Regions from separate parts of the Homo sapiens genome. Here regions 1, 2 and 3 are each linked to region 4. The links are chromatin contacts, found by Hi-C in ENCODE. All regions are on one chromosome and are shown on one strand. Each heading gives the region's core, a stretch centred on a gene start or an enhancer-like site at or near the end of the contact. The rest is flanking DNA. Distances are from core to core; before and after follow the strand shown.

The links. A loop is a pair of places that touch in the nucleus more often than their neighbours do. Pooled maps may share reads with other maps.
Region 1: a loop to region 4 is called in a map of CD8-positive, alpha-beta T cell, with 6 times the contacts of the local background. The contact joins the promoter of WDFY2 here to the promoter of LRCH1 in region 4. A Hi-C loop is called at or near these places in 2 of 168 maps with a recorded cell type or tissue (CD8-positive, alpha-beta T cell and naive thymus-derived CD4-positive, alpha-beta T cell) and 6 of 50 pooled maps.
Region 2: a loop to region 4 is called in a pooled map, with 14 times the contacts of the local background. The contact joins the promoter of CKAP2 here to the promoter of LRCH1 in region 4. A Hi-C loop is called at or near these places in 4 of 50 pooled maps.
Region 3: a loop to region 4 is called in a pooled map, with 9 times the contacts of the local background. The contact joins the promoter of PROSER1 here to the promoter of LRCH1 in region 4. A Hi-C loop is called at or near these places in 4 of 50 pooled maps.

The regions. Positions count from the first base shown.
Region 1 is chr13:51,583,019-51,585,718 of GRCh38, forward strand. WDFY2 (WD repeat and FYVE domain containing 2) reads left to right here and starts at 1,444. Exons shown (of 12, transcript NM_052950.4): 1 at 1,444-1,806. The coding sequence starts at 1,670. RefSeq lists enhancers at 696-1,216, 875-1,154 and a silencer at 1,295-1,664.
Region 2 is chr13:52,454,098-52,456,797 of GRCh38, forward strand. It overlaps CKAP2 (cytoskeleton associated protein 2), which reads left to right and starts at 1,381. Exons shown (of 9, transcript NM_018204.5): 1 at 1,381-1,529; 2 at 2,426-2,510. The coding sequence starts at 1,460. CKAP2-DT (CKAP2 divergent transcript) reads right to left here and starts at 1,249. Exons shown (of 1, transcript NR_185890.1): 1 at 678-1,249. RefSeq lists enhancers at 532-711, 1,002-1,081.
Region 3 is chr13:39,036,639-39,039,338 of GRCh38, forward strand. It overlaps PROSER1 (proline and serine rich 1), which reads right to left and starts at 1,451. Exons shown (of 13, transcript NM_025138.5): 1 at 560-1,451. The coding sequence starts at 604. NHLRC3 (NHL repeat containing 3) reads left to right here and starts at 1,818. Exons shown (of 7, transcript NM_001012754.4): 1 at 1,818-2,085; 2 at 2,498-2,650. The coding sequence starts at 2,002. RefSeq lists a silencer at 932-1,161.
Region 4 is chr13:46,551,762-46,554,461 of GRCh38, forward strand. It overlaps LRCH1 (leucine rich repeats and calponin homology domain containing 1), which reads left to right and starts at 1,409. Exons shown (of 20, transcript NM_001164211.2): 1 at 1,409-1,942. The coding sequence starts at 1,636. RefSeq lists silencers at 1,353-1,542, 1,603-1,662 and enhancers at 1,866-2,566, 2,223-2,542.

The DNA.
Region 1 (2,700 bases), core at 194-2,693, 5.0 Mb after region 4:
AAAACGGTGCCTGGCTCTTAGTTGGTTATCTCCTGGGTGTAGGAAGGAAGGAAGGAAAACAAAGGGGAAAGGGGATATAGAATGTGGATTTTTCCCACAAGAGACTTTGCAGGGCAATTTTAAGGCATGGCAAGGAAATATAATTTGGGGTAAAACATTTTGATTTTCTTCCTTGTTACGCCAGAGTCAGACTGGAAAGTAAGTCATGACCTACATGGTCAAAACCCATCTGATGAGAATTTATGGTTTTTGTAGGCCATGACTCCCCAGACCCCTTAGATAGGAATTTGGGCAAGATAAAAAAGCAGAGCTTAGTCTTCACGATCAACCCCACATGCCAGGCCTTCTGGTAGGCACCTAACATTCAGTCAGTAACTACAGTAACTCTGTCCGTTGTGTCTGGAGCAAGCTAAAAAGGCTGGATTGCTGGGGAAATGGAAAGAAGCCAGCACTAGGGGCCTGGGTTCAAGTCTGGAGGGAAGGAGGGGTTGTTTAGCCCTAACTTTGCACTAAAGTAACCTTGGCTGTGTAATTTAGCCATCTAAGAAAACGAGGGGATAGACACCCCATATGTTCTCTGAGCTCCCTTGAAGATGTCTGTATGAAAGATTCTCTCCTTTTCATGTCCCTTCCGTGCCACTATTCCGAGCATCAGTCTGACCCTAGGAGTGGTGACGTCCTACTCAGCTGGGGGCTGCCCCTCAGTTCCCATAGAGGCAAGTCTGGGTCCTGACTTGGCCAATGGCCCTGGAGGCCGCTGAGCTCCTCAGGCCCATAGCGCAGAAAGTGGGCGATAGGTCATTCCAGGACAAGGGGGCGGAGGCTCCAAGAAACTACGACTCCCAGGAGGCCACTGGGTTCCCTCCGGCAGCCTGGGCCTGGTGCATGTTGGGAGCAGTAAGCGGCCTCCCGCCGCGCTTCATTGTTAAGACCGCTAGGCCAGGTAGCCCGCGCGCATGCCAAGTCACGTCCCAACGAGTTGGGCGGCTTTCCTTCCTGCAGGCCTCTTCTCTTTCCGGTCTTGCTGAGGCGCTCCTTTCCCCGCCCCACCTCCGCCCTCTTTTCAGGGAATTTCGAAGGGGCGTGGCGTCTGGCAAGCGCGTCCCCAGGGGTGTGTATACGCGCGTTCACGGGAGGTTAAAGAGGGAGGAGCCTAACCCTTGGGTGTGTAAGGCAGAGAGAAGACCGCGAGGAACGGAAAGCGCATGCGTCCTAGTGGTGCTGCAGCGCCCGGGGAGTCGCGGAGGGGAGGGGTGAAAATGGGCTTGCGGGACTGACGCACGCGCATTGGGATACCAGATCCCCGCCTCCTGCTCCAGGTTTCCCCTCCTCCTTCACCACCCTCCCGGAAGTGGAGCCGCCCTCGCGCCCACCAGCGGCTACCCCCTGCGGCAGGCCCCGCCCACACAGGCTCCGCCCCCCGGCGCTCCGCCCCCTCCTCTTGTAGTGGCGCCGGCTTGCATCCCAGGTCGTGGCGGTTTTGGTGCCTGAAGCAGGGAGCGCGGAGTCGTTCCCGAGAGAGGCGGCCAGGCTATGCTCGCCGGTTTCCGGCGTTCCGCTCCGGCCAGCCAGAGTCTCTGTCTCAACCTGTGTCCGTGCTCCAGCAGTCTCCTCAGCCCGGCCCCGCGGCGCGGTTGGCGGCGGCGCCCCAGGCGCGCCCCCTCCTCCGATGGCGGCGGAGATCCAGCCCAAGCCTCTGACCCGCAAGCCGATCCTGCTGCAGCGGATGGAGGGGTCCCAGGAGGTGGTGAATATGGCCGTGATCGTGCCCAAAGAGGAGGGCGTCATCAGCGTCTCCGAGGACAGGTATGGACTACTGCCATTCGGCCGCGAGGAGGGGCGGGACGGGCCGACGGCCCTCGAGCCCGCGTCAGGGGCTGTGCCTTCACGTCGGCGCGAGTGTAGACTTGCTCCCCCAAGTTTTATTGTAATGCGCATCCTGGTGGTGCCGGTGTTCAGCTGCGCGCCGCCTCCGCTGTGTGGCTCCGGGAAGCGGAGCCGGGACGGCGGCGAGCGCTCCGGCTTCACCCCGGGCTGGGTAGTGCCTGCGGGAGCCGGGTGGCCCTCGGGCTAACGGTGCGCTGGAGGGACTTTGGTCCATCCCTGAGGACAGGAGGGAAAGAGGGGAGGAGCCGCCCGGCTTTGCAGGTGTGTGCTTGGGGAACGATGCCCTGAGCCGCCTCTGCAAGATAACCAAGGGGTTTGGGGTACTCTCGTACAGCTCCCAGGGTTTCAAACGGAGAAAGCAAATGCCACTCCTTCTTCCCAGACATTCCTACTGAATCCAGATAACCCAGACATCTTAGGCTGAATTCAGTGAATATTCTAAGTTGTACCAAGAGTAAGTTTAGGCTTCTGCGTGGTGCCTTCTTTCCTTTCCCCTCCTTATCTCTTGGAGCTCGAGGAGAAGCGCGTAGAACTTGTAACGGATCACTGCTGCAAATAGCTCTTGAGTTCCTTCCCTTTGCCTGTTTCCTTTATTTTTGCTTAATTTTGCTTAATATGCAGAAGTGGAACTAGTTGTTCTGCCTTCAAATACTCTCTCTGTTTTGCGTTTTCGCTTTAACTGAATTTCCTTGAATATGCAGGAATAAAGCTGATGAAGCTAATTTCTAGAGTAATGTTGCTTGAAGATAGTATTATGATAATTTATCTGAAATTGTTTCTTTGGTAAAATCTATATAAGCATTCTTACAAAAG
Region 2 (2,700 bases), core at 131-2,630, 5.9 Mb after region 4:
ATATGTAACTTTTCATATATTACTTCTTTTACTTAGCATAATGTTTTGGAGGTTTTTGAGTCACTTATTAACGCTGTATTTTGTTCTCACTTAATAGAAATCCCTGGTTGCCCCACCTGTCTGATGAAACTTTAGTAAATAATCAACAATAATGACAGACGTATTTAAACAGCAAGTTATATCTTAAGGATGGTGATGGACAATGTTAAACTAAAACTGGGACATTTCATCAAGTAAAAAACTACACAAAATCTCAAACCAAATTCCTCATTAGCAAGACGCTACCATAAGATGTCTGAAGAAAAAAGCAGGCAGAAGTGGGAAAAACTGACCACAGCCGAGGGCCAGCTGTGGAGGCCCTCAGACCTGGGAAGGGTAAACGGGGAAATCACATCCTCCCGTCTGTGTGCCCGGAGCACCTAAAACCTGGCTGAAAGAGTCCAGTCCAGCCTTACTGCAGTGATCAGGCAAGAAATGTAAACCCAGTGCTTGAAACCAGGCAGGTGCAGTCCAGACTCGCCCTCACTTCCCCACTGCCACTCTTAAAACCTTCTAGCCCTGACTTGTTTCGTTCTGTCATGTGGATTGAGTGTTTGTGTGGGTTTTATGAAGGTGGTATTTTTAGATGAGAAAAACGAAGATTATGGCGGCACACTTAACCACACAAACACAAAACGTCTGTAACAAATGCTATTTTATCTTCAAAGGAGAATTATATATAACCTTGAGGAGGGGATGAGGTTTATCTTCATTTTTTTCTGTTTCTCCTCCTCTCCTCCCTTTTTTGCATTTGATAATTGCTTAGAATAAAGGTATGGAAAGTAGATCCCAATTTCAGTTCCCCTTCACACGCTGTGCAAACGTGGACAAACAACCTCTGAACCTGTCACCTCTCAGTGGAAAAAGTGGTGATAACGTCCCACCTCAGAATTGATGCTCAAAATGAAGCAGTATTTGTGAAACGAAAATACACACGCTCGTGGTACGCCAGATCGGTGTTTACGTCCTCGTCAGTGAACGCGTCGATGTTTAATAAGAAGGGCAGCCAATCAACACTTTTCTTGTCTTTTTCTCGTCTGCCTTCCTCCAAGGACTGTGAGGGTCTCAAGATGTGTCCCATCTCGGTTGTTTGTCAACCTAGTCCTGCTATGTCGTGGGGACTGAGCAGGCCGACTCCTCCCCCATCGCACGTCCAGGATGAAGAGCGCTGTTTAGGTTTGAAACCTGCAGACTCAGTCCCAACCGAACTGGGCAGACACCAGACCGGCCCCGGCAACTGCAGTCCAGGCTCCGCCTCCCTACGCCCATTGGCTTATTCAATTCACGCAGGAACCAATGGGCGGAGACGGCAGCCGCGCCGTCTGACGGCTTAGCCGCGGTGCAGACTGCGGCGGCGGTGGTCTGAGGAAGTTCTATCTTGGCGCTAAAGCGGAGACGCATCCCCCGACCCGAGGCTACGATGAGCACACCGGCCGTGCCCCAGGACCTGCAGCTGCCCCCGAGTCAGAGGGCGCAGTCCGCATTCAAAGGTGAAGGCCGCGGTGGCGGTGGCGGTGGCGGTGGCGGTGGCGGTGGCGGGCGCGGGCCCGGCGGTCGGGGCTCGGGGCCGCGCTGGCGCGCTTCACCTCTCCCCCGCTCTGTGAGATCCCTGAACGCGGCGTCGGCCTCGCCCTGCCTCATTCTTGGCCTTGTGGAACGGATCATAAAAACAGGAACCGCTGCGTGGTGTTACTGTGCGGTCGCTGCTGGCTGGGATGGGCCCTCCTAAGAAGGAATCCGTTAGGCGAGGGGAAACGCGCGGGCCTCAGGCCGGGGTCGGTGTCGGAGACCCTGGGTCCGCTTGGGGGCGGGGCTGCACAGGTTCAGGGACCGACTGCGCCTGCGCTGGGTCCTCCGCCTCTTAGGTCCCTAGCGAATTTCTGCAGGGCTGGGGTCGCATCATGTGTTATTTCCAATTTCACAGCTTCTCCTTCGACTTTATGGAAACCGAGGGTTGGTTGGGTCTTCAAAACTAATATTGTTATTCCCTTATTCTACACACGGGAAAGCAGAAGAAAGTAATTCTCATCTAACCCAGTTCTGGTAAATTAGAACTTTCGAGTCTAGTGCCTCACTTCTACCATTTAGTTTCTTAAAGCTTGGCTAGCAGGAGCTGTATGTAGAAAATGATGTTCTCCAGATTTTTCACAGGGAGTAGAGAATGTGATTCTTATGCAGAGGGGTTTTGGGGACCTGTTGTGGTAACAGTCTCTTCTAAGGTGATTTCTCAAAGGCAATATTGAATTGGAGAATTTTCTGTTATATAGATGTGACCTCAGGTGGAACCAGCTTTGGAAGTAAACTCTTCATTTAGTCAACAAGATTTATTTGCCGTTATCGATGTTTTAACTAATATTGACTTGTAGCTCTTACCTTTGTTATCTAGAGCAAAGAAGACAAAAACTCAAGGAACATCTGTTGAGAAGAAAAACGCTTTTTGCATACAAGCAGGAAAATGAGATGTTATCCAGGTAAGGTCAAGTTTATTTCTTTTCACTTCTGTAAAATTGTATCAGATCTGTCCAATGAAAATGTAAAGTAAGCCATATCTGTAATTTTAAATTTTCTAGTAGCCACATTTAGAAAAACTGCTTACATATTATTTTACGTCTTTTTGTGGTACAACGTCTTTAAAATCTGGTGTCTATTTTACAGTTACAG
Region 3 (2,700 bases), core at 201-2,700, 7.5 Mb before region 4:
GAAAGCAGGAGAAAAAAGTTTTGAAGCTCAAGTTATTGACGGCCAATTCCTAAGAACGTGACTTTAAACTTAATGCCACACTTACCATCAGGACACGAATTTTGCATGGCCAACGCAACAAATATACTCTACCTTATGCTTAGATTTGAAAACCCCATCATAATAACTACCATAAAAGAAACTTTCTGCGTATTACCTCTCGTTTTCAGTCACTCTTGTGTTACTGAAAGATGAGGCAATAAACTCAAAAATATTAAACCCCTTACCCAAAAAGTACAGAGCTATTACGGATTTGTAAAGCCGGCTTTGGAACCGAGGGCTTTACAAATGTAATTCCCACGACACCGTGCTGAGTCTCAAATTTGGCGTTAACGTAACTTAATTTCTATTTGTACTGGAAACGTATCAAGATATAAACTCCTCCATTACACGTGAAAATTCAAACCAATTTGGCAATCCTAGGACCCTTATTCTGCACAATCTCCATACAGTACCTCAAAGAGAGTCTAAAACACGAGAATTCATCTCATAAAATAATTCATGGAATCGGTCTAATTACCTTTCTAATTTCATCCAGCACCATTTCAAAGGACTTTTTATCCATCTTGACTACTATCCCGACGTGGTTTTAACAGTTATACTTGCAATTAAAAGACGTTCATCCCTGGTCTGCTCCGCCGATAGTAAAAAATATTTATAGCTGAGGAGGAAAAAGACTCCACGAGCAAGAGAGGATGCGAAGAGGTAGAGAGTATTGCAAACTTCGCAAAAAAAATTTCTAAAAATTGAGATTCAGAAAAACTCTTTTTATTAAAAAGAAAAAACACTCCAGTCAGGCTTCCCCAGCTTATTCACACAATGGTTCAGGGCACCTCGGGCAAGAGCCAGGTCCTCTGAGTTTTGCAGAAAAACCCGGGCTCGGCGGCAGGTTTGAGTGCGGTTTCCCTGCAGCTGAGGGCCAGGTGCCGCCAGAGGTAGCTCTTGAAGGCGCTTTCCCAGGTGGAGCGGCCGGCAGAGTAGAAACACCTGCGCTCAGAGTCCACGGGCGGCGGGGAGGGAGGCGCCGGTCTCTCGACCCGCACCTGCGCCTCGGCCGCCGGCCGCGACCCTCACCGCCGCGAACCCGGACGCATGGTCCGGCTCGCGCTCATCCCCAGCCGCTCCGCCCGACTCCTGGATACCTCGGCCCCGGCAGCAGGCGGCCCGGCAGGCTCTTTGTTACCAGCTGCTGCAGCTTCCGGGAGCGGGCCGGCGGCTGGGGAGCACCAGGAGCCGGGCGAAGAGGGGCACGGCCTCGCATAGGGGGACTCCGGAAAAACGCAGCCCCAACAGCGCCAGACGCCCTGCCTGGTTACCCCTACAGCCCCCACCAGCTCATGGGGACCTACAATAAAGCCAGTCGCGCCCAAGTAAACTCAACACTGCGCCGCCAGCTTGGGCCCCTCTTTCCTGAAAGCCAGAGGTGGGGTCCTGGTGTGGGAATATAGGCATCCATAGCGGATGCCTGGATGGTAGGAATAGGATGTGGCAAAAATCCTTCCCGAAGCCTAGCGGTCATTATTTTGAATGTCATCCCCACCATACCTCGTGTCTGAGTGTGCGATGTTTTGATTTTGCCCTCTGGATTAAAAAGAATAAATGGCGAGCGATTAAGGCATATCTACGGGCGCCCATACTTTGGTGGCCACTGAAAGTCAGCGGCGCGGACTGCCCTGAGGGCGGGAAAGGGTGGTCACTGGGTCAGCCCGAAGCACCTGACATGAGGGCGGGGACCCCGAAATGCACACGAAGTCCGGAACTGGTCTTCTGTGATTTTCATTCGCCCTGGTCTCTGTTCCCTTTCGTACTCAAAGCTCGTGCATCCAGGGAGGGGAAACCGGAGATAGGGTCTTCGGGCCCCGGGCAGACCCTCTGTGCCGCTGCAAACCGTTGCAGCCTGAGGCTGTCAGGTCCTCCCCCAGACACCTGCGGACCCTCCCTCTCCTGGCTTCCCGTCTGGTCATGGCGAGATTCTGGGTCTGCGTAGCCGGTGCTGGCTTCTTTCTTGCATTTTTGGTTTTGCATTCGCGTTTTTGTGGCTCTCCAGTGAGTTGGGTAGTGAGGAAATGACTGTCGGGTGTGCGGGTAGCCCTGTTGGGAGGCGTCGCCACGGTCGTGGCATGGAGGTGGCAGGCCCTGGTTCCCTCAGTAGCTTGTCTCAAAGCCTGCACCTGGGTCCAAACTGCCTTGACCCTTTGAGTTTAAAAATTTGTGTATGTTACATCGCCATTTTCCTCTTTCCCAACTCTTACTACATCCTCAAATAATTTGCAGACTTGTATTGTGGTCGTGTTGGTCTTTAGGCATCTAAGCTCATTTCTTTGGAATTATTTCAGTCCAGCAAACTTCTAGTTGTCAAGGCATGCTTAAAAATAAGCCCTGTTACCCGGCCCCCCCGCCCTTTTTTTGTTCTTACCTAGACGGTAAACTAAATCTGAATTGTCTGATTTTGTTTAAGGTTTTGAGGAACTTTACTTTTGCAGTTTCCTGGAGAACTGAGAAAATTCTTTACCGGCTGGATGTGGGTTGGCCTAAGCACCCAGAATATTTTACCGGAACAACATTTTGTGTTGCAGTTGACTCCCTCAATGGATTGGTTTACATAGGTCAAGTAAGTAAATAGAGATTTAAAAAAATTATGAACACAAAGGAAGTAACAGC
Region 4 (2,700 bases), core at 159-2,658:
CAGATCATGCCATACTTAAGTGCCGAGTCCATGAAGTCACCAGTTCCAGCCTGTTGTCTAGGCCATCAAACTTATGTATTACCACTTAAAAAACCAGCTCCCCTACTCCAAGGGTTGCATTACTTTCGTGCTTGACACCCCGACAACCCCGCACCCACCCCCCGACTCATTTTCCCCAAGCCAAGTCGCTCATAGGGGACAATCAAGCCTTAAGAATAGAGCAAAAATAAAGGCCCTGGAAAGTTGGACATGAAGCTTTAACTTCAGGAAAGGAATGGTATTCTATTAATCGTCCAGCTGGTCTGCCCTTAGGGTGTCAGATGTTCTCTGTCGCCCCTGGTGTGCCAGCATTGGCCTGGGTGCCACTGGGTGGCTGATGGCAGAATGTGAATTCACTTGCAAGCGGACATGTTCGTTTCCATGCCCCAAAGCGGGAAGAAGAAGGGCACAAGGAGACTTCGATGGTTCTTTCAGCTCAGACTCGAGCTGTGACTGATTTGCTGTTTGGGGTCACTGGCTTTCTAGCCTCTCCTGGCACCACCCAATTTCGGGGAGCAGCCAGCTCATCTTTCTCCTACGACAATGTCTTCTGTCCCCCATAAACACTGCCCTCATTTTGAGTTTTTCTTTCCTATGTCTGTAGCTTTCTTCTGCCGCTCAGCAAACACTCTGTCCCACTCGTATTCGTCCCTTGGCGCTGGCGTCTGGCCCAGGGGTACACTGTGAAGGAGGGCAACCCTAGATTCTGAGGGCCCTAGCTCGAATCTAGCGCCCCTCTAACTGCAGGGGTGACCTTAGATACATTTATTAACTTCCTCTGTAGACTCAGGGGAACAACTTTGGCACTCCTGGGGTCCCTGGATTAATGAGGTAACTTACGTAGACTCCCTAAACAAGCGTCTGGTTCATTGTAAGCGCCCAAATGCCAGGGGGCATCTGCAGGGATGACCCCATAGTGAATGAAAACTGCCTCTTGGGGATCTCTGGGTTAAACGGCCAGAATAAATCGCAGAATTGAGAGAACCCTCTCCTGCCCCAAACCTCACTGTACTGTAAATCCCATTCATTGCCTCCCGCCGTTTTATCCGTGTTCTCAGACCACCCCCCTATCCCCGCAACCTCCAGTCCCCTAAAGCCTCCTGGGCGGCAAAAGGACGCCCAGAGAGAGGTTCGGCGCCTCAGTTGCCCCGGAGCAGACGTCCAGCCCCGCCGTGTACCCGATTGCGGGGCGGATCGCGGCAAGGCGGCGGCGGCCGGCAGAATAGGCGCGGAGGAAGGCTCAGGCGGGGCAGACTGCGTGGGGGAAGGAGGAGGAGAGAGCAGACGGCGGAGGAGGGCAGAGCAGCCGGGGGGAGGGCGCAGGGGCGGGAGGAGACACATGCGCGCTGCCGCCGCCGCCGCCGCCGCCGCAGTCCTTAGCTTCCCGGGGACAGGAAACCTTCAAGACCGAGCTGCCACGGCCGCCTCCCCGCCCGCCCCCCATTCTACGCGCCTGCCCACACCCTCCTCCCCTCCTTCCAGCGCCTTTCGGTGGAGCACTGCGGCACTCAGCCCGAGCTGCCGTTTTCCCCTCGCGGGGAACGCTGTGACCCCCCCGCAGGAGCGGCGGGGCGGGGTGGGGGGGCCCGGGAGAAGATGGCGACGCCGGGAAGCGAACCCCAACCTTTCGTCCCGGCCCTTTCGGTAGCTACTCTGCACCCACTTCATCATCCCCACCACCACCACCACCACCATCAGCACCACGGAGGAACCGGCGCCCCCGGCGGGGCGGGTGGTGGCGGCGGTGGCAGCGGGGGCTTCAACCTGCCCTTGAACCGGGGTCTGGAGCGCGCGCTTGAGGAGGCGGCCAACTCCGGGGGGCTGAACCTGAGCGCCAGGAAATTGAAGGAATTTCCCCGTACCGCAGCCCCCGGGCACGACCTCTCGGACACGGTGCAGGCAGGTGAGTGAGGGCCGAGGGGCGGGCAGGGGTGTGGGTGCTGTCTGGGTGTCTGTCGTGCGTTCCCTAACGCGGTGGACAGTCGGAGATCTTGTCTTGCTGGGGGAGGGAGGGTCCATCGGCCCGTTGTCTCCCGAAGAAGGGACTCGCGTGGGCGCGGAAGAAGCGGGCCCTGGAGAGGGCACGGGGGCCCTGCCTGGTCCGGCGATGCAGTGCCAGGAGGGCAGGGGTGCGCCGGGCCTCTGCGCCTGAGAGCGAGGGGTCTCCGGCTCTCCACCCTGTGGCTGCCGCGCCAGGGAAGTAACCGCGGGGCTGGGACTTGCAGGCGCGCCGCGTGCGCGCAGTGTAAGTGGGAGGTTTCAGGCGGCTGTGTCGGCTTCCTGGGCCCCGCGCAGGGCTGGGAACTCCAGCGCGGACAGCGGCGTCGGCGCCTCCAACCAGTTCAAGCCGTCTTTGCATCGAGGCGTAGCCCATCCTGGTGGGGAAACCCAGACAAAGGTGGCACGCCCTCGGCCGAGCCAGGGGCATCGGCGCAGTGCCGCGAGCCCCCTCGGCGACATCGCCGAGCGATCGGGCAACTCGGTGCCGCCTGTGAGGTGCCCAAGTTTCCTCTCCCTGCGCTTGTGCGGGAAAAGAGCCGCCGGGCTTGTAGTGAATCCCAGTCGGCTGCCGCTTCGGAAGCGATCGGCCCTCTTCCTTCCGTGCCTTTTGCTCACCGCCCACACAGTTTGGGTCCTACCACCGAGGCTACCTGGTTCTCA